2 separate regions of the Homo sapiens genome follow, and region 1 is linked to region 2. Evidence: chromatin contacts called from ENCODE Hi-C data. All regions are on one chromosome and are shown on one strand. The core of a region is the stretch at or near the end of the contact, and the rest is flanking DNA. Distances in the headings are between cores, read along the strand shown.

Evidence for each region. Hi-C counts contacts between places; a loop is a spot of excess contacts on that map. Pooled maps may share reads with other maps.
Region 1: a map with no recorded cell type shows a loop between it and region 2 (4-fold over the local background). The contact joins two enhancer-like sites. A Hi-C loop is called at or near these places in 2 of 168 maps with a recorded cell type or tissue (MCF 10A and PC-9), 10 of 37 single-sample maps with no recorded cell type and 11 of 50 pooled maps.

What each region holds. Positions count from the first base shown.
Region 1 is chrX:124,394,132-124,398,880 of GRCh38, forward strand. All of the region lies in intron 30 of TENM1 (teneurin transmembrane protein 1), which reads right to left. Among named protein-coding and RNA genes, the nearest start is that of SH2D1A, 50 kb to the left of the region's middle. Within about 2 kb of position 1,465, at least 2 of the 41 ENCODE cell types and tissues checked have a DNase peak (open chromatin) inside an H3K27ac peak, as active enhancers do.
Region 2 is chrX:123,834,421-123,839,029 of GRCh38, forward strand. No RefSeq gene overlaps it. Among named protein-coding and RNA genes, the nearest start is that of XIAP, 23 kb to the right of the region's middle. Within about 2 kb of position 1,756, at least 3 of the 41 ENCODE cell types and tissues checked have a DNase peak (open chromatin) inside an H3K27ac peak, as active enhancers do.

The DNA of each region.
Region 1 (4,749 bases), core at 215-2,714, 560 kb after region 2:
TGATCCTGAATGAAATGTTAAATATCTTGTTAATGAAGGGGAGGAGTGAAACTCACATTAGGATTTGACTACATTAATCATAGTCAGATTAAACTGATTCACTAGCTACTCAACTAAACTTGATGTTAATTTTAACTTTTGTGGTCAAGGATCTGTTTAACTATCTGAAAGCTATGCAATGTATCCCAAGAAAAGTGCATATAAAATGCATATATATTAACATTTTTAATATACTCTTAGGGGGGCTTTGAACCTTTCTGAAAAACCTAAACATAAAACCTTTTCAGGTCTCAGGAATCCAAGATCAACATCCTGGTTCAGAAAGAGTTTTGATCTTAGAGGTCTGGATGGCTGCAAAGCTAATGCTCTCATACCAGACTCTGGTCTTCCTTTGTTCAGAATCTTGTGCTCTTTGCTTTAAAAAGTAACCTTTCCCTCCCACCCCCAAATATAAAAGAGATAACTTTTTCATGGCAGAAAAATTAGAAATATAGAAATGTACAAAGGATATAATTACATGTAATCCAACCATCCAATGAAAATCACTGTTAACACTTCACTGTATTTCATTTCATTTATCTTACTTTTTTGGCATAATCTCTGTGCATACATTTAAAACATACAACTAGGATTGTATTTAAAGTTTTGTGTCCTACTTTTTCAGCTAATGTTTTATCTTTAGCATTCCTTGTGTTATTCAATGTTCTTAAAATATACTTTTTAATGGTTGCATGTCTTACTACATGATAAACATTTATTTATCTATTCTCCCAATTAGAAATCAGAAAGTAGTTTTTGTTTTTCTCTTTCATATTGCATGTTTTGCTGAACATTTTTATAAGTAAATATTTCCATAATACAGAACCCTATGAGTGAAATTACTGGGTCAAATGAGACATGTTAAAAGACCCCTGATGCAACCTGAGAGATTACTTTATAGTGCACAGAGGTTGTATAAATTCATACTCCCATTAGCTAGTAGTGGGAGAGGCTATCTCAGTCCATCCTTACTAGCATTGAGTATTATCAGTTAATTAACTTTTCCCAATATGAGAGTGGGAAAATGATATGCTGCTGTGGCTTAAATTTGCATTTATTTGATTACTACTGAGGCTGAACACTTTTTAACATCTATTGGCCACATGTGTATCTTCTATAAATTGTCTGCTCATGATATTTGCCCATTTTTCTATTGGGGTGTGACACTTTCCTTTTTAAACCTCTTTTGGTTTCAGTTTCTTCATTGGTCAGCTGGGGCTAATGTTATTTGCCCTTAATTTTGAACTTCTGAAAAAAAAAAAAAGAAGACCTACCAAATGTTCCATGCCATGAATTGTATCTGGAAGACTAGTGGTTAGATGCTTAAATTATCTGGGGGCAAGTGCCGTTTGTGTCAGGGGTAGGTTTAATTCAGGGAGTACAACCACAAATTGGGACTCTTGACTCTTTATACCATCTGTGGCCAATGCATGCAGTGTTGTCTTGCATACATATACAGCCACCTGTTGTTATGTGCTTATGTGTTGTTATGTGCACCTAAAAGGTGATAAGAAAAGCGCATATTTCCTGTCTTTTGATACAACGGGCCTGGAAGCCTATAGGAAACCAGGTGTTCTTGAACTACCCTTCCTGTGGTTTCACAGCCACATATCTCCAACTGTAATACTGTTCATTTACAATAGCTGTAAAATATCCATGTACTCCCAGAGATGGTTGTAACTGTTGCAATTTATGCTATAATGATAGTTAAAGAGCCAAAGTAACAAGTGATTTCCAGTTCAACTAAATTTGTGGTTTTATTTGTCTGATAGATTAAGTTTACTACTCAAGAACACATTTCTTAGTAAAGTCATTATAGCTACATAAGCAGGGATCACTGTTTAAAATCCACCACAAAGCAAGCAGAGGACAACTCTGCCTAATGTTCTTTCTCTGCCTGTCAAGACGTCTGCCGCTGTGCTTCTCTGTTTATGGATAATGCACTCTGATATTCCAGTGCTGCTGAAACACTAGTTTCAAAGTCAGGTTTGGAAGTTAATGTAAAATTCGGCTAAGAGCTAAAAAAGAATGAAGGAACTGAAGATGCCACAGGTTCCTCCCTGAGTCTCCTGGGGAAACCATGTGTGAGAAGCCTGGCAAAGAGAATGCTTTTCCAGCTGAGCCTCTCCCAACCTTTTTTTTTTTTTTCGAGCCGGAGTTTTGCTCTTGTCACCCAGGCTGGAGTGCAATGGCACGATCTTGGCTCACTGCAACCTCCACTTCCTGGTTCAAGCGATTCTCCTGCCTCAGCCTCCCGAGTAGCTGGGATTACAGGTGCCCGCCACCACGCCCAGCTAATTTTTTTGTATTTTTAGTAGAGACAGGGTTTCGCCATGTTGGCCAGGCTGGTCTCGAACTCCTGACCTCAGGCAATCCACCCACCTCACCCTCCCAAAGTGCTGGGATTACAGGCATGAGCCACCACGCCAGGCCTCCAACCTCCTTCTTGAGTGCTCACGTGCCACCAGCCTCTATGATAAGAATAAGAACTAGGCTGAACACTACCTACTACTGGGTTTGTGGGCAAGGCTGAGAAAGCTCCACATTCATACAAGTGCTTGCTTTCCTGAAAGATGATAGCCCTTGACCTAAGTGTGGACCATCAATCTTTATTTCCACTCTTGTTTCAGTATTCAATCTACACTAATCCTTTCCCTGGAAAAGAGAAGGGGGGGAAAAAAGGATTGAAATTTGGGAATAGCTCCAAGTTAAAAAGGGTATCTTTGGATAGCTGTGCATTGAATAAAACCTTTGAGTTTGGCAACTGACAGGCTGTGTGGTGTGGTAAGAAAACTGTTTGGTAATAGGTTTTTAATAAGGGAAGATGGATCTACGCTGTAATGCATCCTTCGGTTTCCCTTATGTTTTTTTCAGCTATACTAGGAGACAGGCCTGATTGTTGTTCATACTAGGACCAGAGAGGAAAGAGGGAAGAGTGTGCTCTGGAGAGCCACGAATAGTGTTGCTGGCAGAAATGAAAAGGCCTGTAAAAAGAGGGTATATGGGGAAAAGCAAAGCCCTTTCCTGCTCTTTCTGAGGACTTTGTGTTCTAATTGTTCAAGAGAAAATCCTTTCAACCCTTCTGATTTGAAAGTCGTTCAGTTAGAAAAATAACATTGTACTACGTTGATCTAAAGGCAATTGGTGATATTTAGCTGTTTTTGACCTACACAAAGGGCAATTTGCTATGGTTCAACCAACTACACACTTGCACACCCACGCCTGTGAATGTGCTGAACTCTGAGCTATGATCACTGCAGTTGATTTTCTCCCCTCCTTAAGGAGGAGAAGGCTGAATTTTCAAGAACACTGTCACTAGACAACTGTGTTACTTGTTTAATTTTTGCTGAAGAAGTTGGAAGGTAAATAAGTGAGATGGGCCAAATAGCCACGTCAGAGTTTGGAAGATCCTGCATTTAATTTTTTTGTTTTTGTTTTTGTTTTTGAGACAGAGTCTCGCTCTGTCGCCCAGGCTGGAGTGCAATGGCATGATCTTGGCTCACCACAACCTCCACCTCCCGGGTTCAAGGGATTCTCCTGCCTCAGCCTCCTGAGTAGCTGGGATTATAGGCACCCGCCACCATGCCCGGTTAATTTTTGTATTTTTAGTAGAGACGGGGTTTCACCATGTTGGCCAGCCTGGTCTTGAAGTGACCCAGTGATCCACCCGCCTCAGCCTCCCAAAGTCCTGGGATTACAGGTGTGAGCCACCGTGCCCGGCCTCCTGCATTTAATTTTTATGAAGTTGTGAGAATGGATAGAAAAGTCACAGTTGGGGCTGGGCGCGGTGGCTCACGTCTGTAATCCCAGCACTTTGGGAGGCCCAGGCGGGCGGATCACAAGGTCAGGAGATAGAGACCATCCTGGCTAATGCGGTGAAACCCCATCTCTATTAAAAATACAAAAAATTAGCCGGGCGTGGTGGCAGGCGCCTGTAATCCCAGCTACTCGGAAGGCTGAGGAAGGAGAACTGCTCGAACAGAGGAGACGGAGCTTGCAGTGGGCCAAGATCGCGCCACTGCCCTCCAGCCTGGGCGACAGAGCAAGACTCTTAAAAAAAAAAAAAAGTCACAGTTGATCTTAAAAAGTACCACATGCTACTTTACTCTCACTAGTTTTAAGGTAATTAGTATTTGATTTTTAGAAATCAATCACTACATTAATTCCACAGATTTTTTTTTTTATTGGTATCTCTTGGTAGACAATCAAAAGCTTACTTAAGCCTACTTTTATTTCACAGAGATGCCTACCAATGAACAGGGCATATGTTCAGTACTAGCATCAGCCTCTAATATTTCACCTGGAATTCCCATTTTTTTCTTTCTTTTTGAAAGAGAACTAAACTTACTTTTAAAATAGATGGAATAAATGTATAATTTCTCTAGACATTTTATTCTTTAAAAATTATTTCATATTTAACAAGAATCATTGTATGACATTTATGCAGGATTTTCTTTTTTTCTTTTTTTTTATTTTTTGGTGTATATGTGCTTTATTATTTTAAAATCAACTTTATTTGGATAGTTTACACACAGTAGGAGTCACCAATTTTAAGCGTACAATTTAATGAGTTTTGACAGTCATTGAATCAGGTAACCACTACCACAATCGTGATAGCATTTCCATCACCCCCAAAACTTCTCATTTCCCTTTACGTCAATTTAACATCCCCACCAACTGTTTTGTCCCCCATGCAGGATTTTCAATCAT
Region 2 (4,609 bases), core at 506-3,005:
GCTTTAGAGTCCCTGGCAAAGAACTCATCATTCATTTTTGGCCCATGTAATTTCTACTTTATATATGAGCTTCCATCTTTTCCAGACTTCCCTGTTCTCCCCATTAGAAACTATATTTCCATTTTTTGAGAGACACTTTTCCCCCACTTACAATAGCCTCTTTCACTTTGCTAGTTCACCAAGCTGCAGGTTTTATTTCCCAAGTGCATAGTATTTTTTATCATTGGCATACATTTTTTTCAGGCTTCCAAAAAGTATTTTTAAAGTAGTCCACAGGCTTCCTGTGGGTTATTGACTTTTTGAATGTTAGTCTTAATTTGTCCTAATGTCTAGTAACATGTGGCATACCCAAACAGGAGTAAGCCTTGTTCGGACACCATCCTGAAGCAGGATTGTTGACTCAGTCTGCTCTCTTTGGGCAGAAACCTGGCTGTAACTGAGTTAGGCCCATCCACCGGTTAAGAGCTCTTTACTTCACACAGAACAGATCTTTGCTCAGGAATTTCTAAAGAAAACCAGAAGGAGGCCAGGCGCCATGGCTCACGCCTGTAATCCCAGCAATTTGGGAGGCCAAGGAGGGTGGATCACTTGAGGTCAGGAGTTTGAGACCAGCCTGGCCAACATGGTGAAACCCCTTCTCTACTAAAAAAATACGAAAATTAGCTGGGTGTGGTGGTGTGCTATGCCTGCAATCCCAGCTACTCAGGAGACTGAGGCAGGAGAATCGCTTGAACCCGGGAGGCGGAGGTTGTGGTGAGCCAAGGTCACGCCACTGCACTCCAGCCTCGGTGACAGAGTGAGACTTTGTCTCAAAAAAAAAAAAATTAAAGCATATTGCAATTCACGTAAAGGCTAAATTTATGAACTAATGAACTACCGCTAATTCCTCCTCACTCTTAGCAAGAAATGGTTAAGGGAAGTGAAGCAATTTCTAGGACAACATAAGGATTCTAGGAATTTACAGCCAGTTACCTGAAAAGTCTGAACTTGGATTTCTTCCAAATAATGACCAATCCAGGTCATTGCCTGATCAATCACAAGAGGCCTGAGCCTACAAGGCCATGTCCCACCTCTCAACTCTCCCATGGGAGGCTGTCATGAGACAATTTCCCATCGGCTCTCAGGCTCTGATGAGGAATGGAGCTTTCTGCCTCACTCCCACATAATATAAAACTGCTTTTAAATATAATACATAAATAAAAATTTATAAAATGCACATTGTATAAATATTAAATATAAATTTATATAAATATATATCCTGCATACTATAAAGCTGCAGAACATAAAACCTCCAAGTGGTAGCTGTGAAGGGACTCCTCCCAAATACAATGTCCCACAACACACATTGCAGTCATCTGGCCCCTTTTTGCTTCATTGTCATGTTTTTTTGTTTGTTTTTGAGACAGATTCTCACTCTGTTGCCCAGATTGGAAATGCAATGGCGCAATCACAGCTTACTGAAGCCTTGAAATCCTGGGCTCAAGCAGTCCTTCTGCCTTAGCCTCCTGAGCAGTTGGAACCACAGGTGCCTGCCACCATGCCTAGCTAATTTTTATTTTATTTTTTGTAGTGACGGTGTCTCACTATGTTGCACAGGTTGTTCTTGAACTCCTGGGCTCAAGTGATCTTGCAGCCTTAGCCTCCCAAAGCACTGGGATTATAGGCATGAGCCACCGTGCCCAGCCAGTGTTGTATTTTTAGTGTTGGGGACAATGATTCACAGGGAGCTCTCACCTAGGTTTAGTCTTCTTTTTGCTGTCTAAGTAATAAAATGTCTAAATCTAGAATGACTCATTGTTTCTTTACCAACCAAATTAGTCAGCTCTTGGCCCTTGCCTTGCCTTTTTTTTCTTTGAGACAGAGTCTCCCTCTGTTGCCAGGCTGGAGTACAGTGGGGTGATCTTGGCTCACTGCAATCTCCGCCTCCCGGGTTCAAGCGATTCTCCTGCCTCAGCCTCCTGAGTAGCTGGGATTGCAGGCATAGTACGCCACCACACCCAGCTAATTTTCATATTTTTTTAGTAGAGACGAGGTTTCACCATGTTGGCCAGGCTGGTCTCGAACTCCTGTCGCTGGGACTATACAGGTGCGTGCAACCACACCCGGCTAATTTTTTTTTTGGTAGAGACGAGGTTTCTCCATGTTGGCCAAGCTGGTCTCGAACTCCTGTAGCTGGGACTATACAGGCACGTGCAATCACACCCGGCTAATTTTTTTTAGTAGAGACAAGGTTTCTCCATGTTGGCCAGGATGGTCTTTTGACCTTGTGATCCACCCGCCTTGGCCTCCCAAAGTGCTGGGATTACAGGCGTGAGCCACCACGCCCGGCCGGCCCTTGCCTTGTCTTATGTGTGAGCTTGACAACCCTTAAACCAGTCCACACAACCAAAATGTGATTGAGTCCAAAGCATGACAGGTGAAGAAGATAGCTGGGGCCAGGCACAGAGGCTCATACCTATAATCCCAGCACTTTGGGAGGGCAAGGCAGGAGGGTCACTTGAGCCTAGGCCTCCAAGACCAGCATGGGTAACATAGTGAGACCCCATTTCTACAAAAAAACAAAAAACCAAGCCCAAAACAAAACAAAAAGACAATACAGTTGGTTCCATTGACAACGTCTGATTACTCCTTCCTACAGGAGGCTGTTGCTGTTTCTGACACTAAATGAGGGTTCACGTTTGTGTTGTATATTCTTTTTTTTTTTTTTTTTTTTTTTGAGATGGAGTTTCTCTGTTGCCCAGGCTGGAGTGCAATGGCACGATCCCGACTCACTGAAATCCACGCCTCCCAGGTTCAAGCGATTCTCCTGTCTCCTGACTCAGCCTCCCAAGTAGCTGGGATTACAGGCGCCCGCCACAACGCCTGGCTAATTTTTGTATTTTTAGTAGAGGCGAGGTTTTGCCATGTTTGCCAGGTTGGTCTCGAACTCCTAGCCTCAAGCAATTTGCCCGCCTCGGCCTCCCAAAGTGCTGGGATTACAGGCATGAGCCACCTCGCCCGGCCTTGTGTTGTATATTCTATGAGTTTGGACAAATGAATAATGGCATGTATCCACCATTACAGTATCATACAAAATAGTCTCACTGCTCTAAAAATCCTCTGTGCTCTGCTTATTCATCCCTGTCTCTCTCCTTCCTAACCATTGATCACCACTGAACTTTTCACTATCTCCATAGTTTTGCCTCTTCCAGAATGTCACATAGTTGGAAACATACCTTATGTAGACTTTTCAGATTGGCTTTTTTCAGTGAGTAATACGCATTTAAAGTTCCTACATATCTAGCCCGGGCTTGGTGGCTCATGCCGGTAATCCCAGTACTTTGGGAGGCCAAGGCGGGCAGATCACCTGAAGCTAGGAGTTTGAGACCAGCCTGACCAACATGGAGATACCCTGTCTCCACTAAAAGTACAAAATTAGCTGGGCATGATGGCGCATGCCTGTCATCCCTGGTACTTGGGAGGCTGAGGCAGGAGAATCACTTGAATCCGAGAGGCGGAAGTTGCAGTGAGCCGAGATCGCGCCATTGCACTCCAGCCTGGGCAACAAGAGTGAAACTCCGACTCAAAAAAAAAAAAAAGTTCCTATATGTCTTTTCATGGTTTCATAACTCATTTCTTTTTTTTCTTTCTTGCTTTTTTTTTTTTTTTTTTTTGAGATGGTGTCTTACTCTATCACCCAGGCTGGAGTGCAATGGGGCGATCTCGGCTCACTGCAACATCTGCCTCCCAGGTTCAAGTGATTCTCCTGCCTCAGCTTCCTGAGTAGCTGGGATTACAAGCACCCACTACCATGCCGGGCTAGTTTTTTTTATTTTTATTTATTTATTTATTTATTTATTTATTTATTTGAGACAGAGTTTCGCTCTTGTTGCCCAGGCTGGAGTGCAAAGGCACAATCTTGGCTCACCGCGACCTCCGCCTCCCAGGTTCAAGCGATTCTCCTGCCTCAGCCTCCTGAGTAGCCGGGATTACAGGCATGTGCCACCCCAGGCCCAGCTAATTTTGTATTTTTAGTAGAGACAGGGTTTCTCTTTTTTTTTTTTTTTTTTGAGACAGAGTCTCGCTCTGTCGCCCAGGCTGGAGTGCAGTGGCACGATCTCAGCTCACTGCAAGCTCCGCCTCCCAGGTTCACGCCATTCTCCTGCCTCAGCCTCCCGAGTAGCTGGGACTACAGGCGCCCGCCACTGTGCCCAGCTAATTTTTTTGTATTTTTGGTAGAGAGGGGGTTTCACTGTGTTAGCCAGGACGGTCTCAATCTCCTGACCTCGTGATCCACCCGCCTCGGCCTCCCAAAGTGCTGGAATTACAGGCGCGAGCCCACTGCACCCGGCCTATTTTTTTTGTTTTTTGAAACTGAGTTTAGCTCTTGTCGCCCAGGCTGGAGCGCAGTGGTGCCATCTTGGCTCACTGCAACCTCCGCCTCCTGGGTTCAAGCGATTCTCGTGCCTCAGCCTCCAGAGTAGCTGAGATTACAGGCCACTACGCCCAGCTAATTTTTGCATTTTTTCTTTTAGCAGAGACGGGGTTTCACCATGTTGGCCAGGCTGGTCTCGAACTCCTGACCTCAAGTGATCTGCCCACCTCGGCCTCCCAAAGTGCTGGGATTACA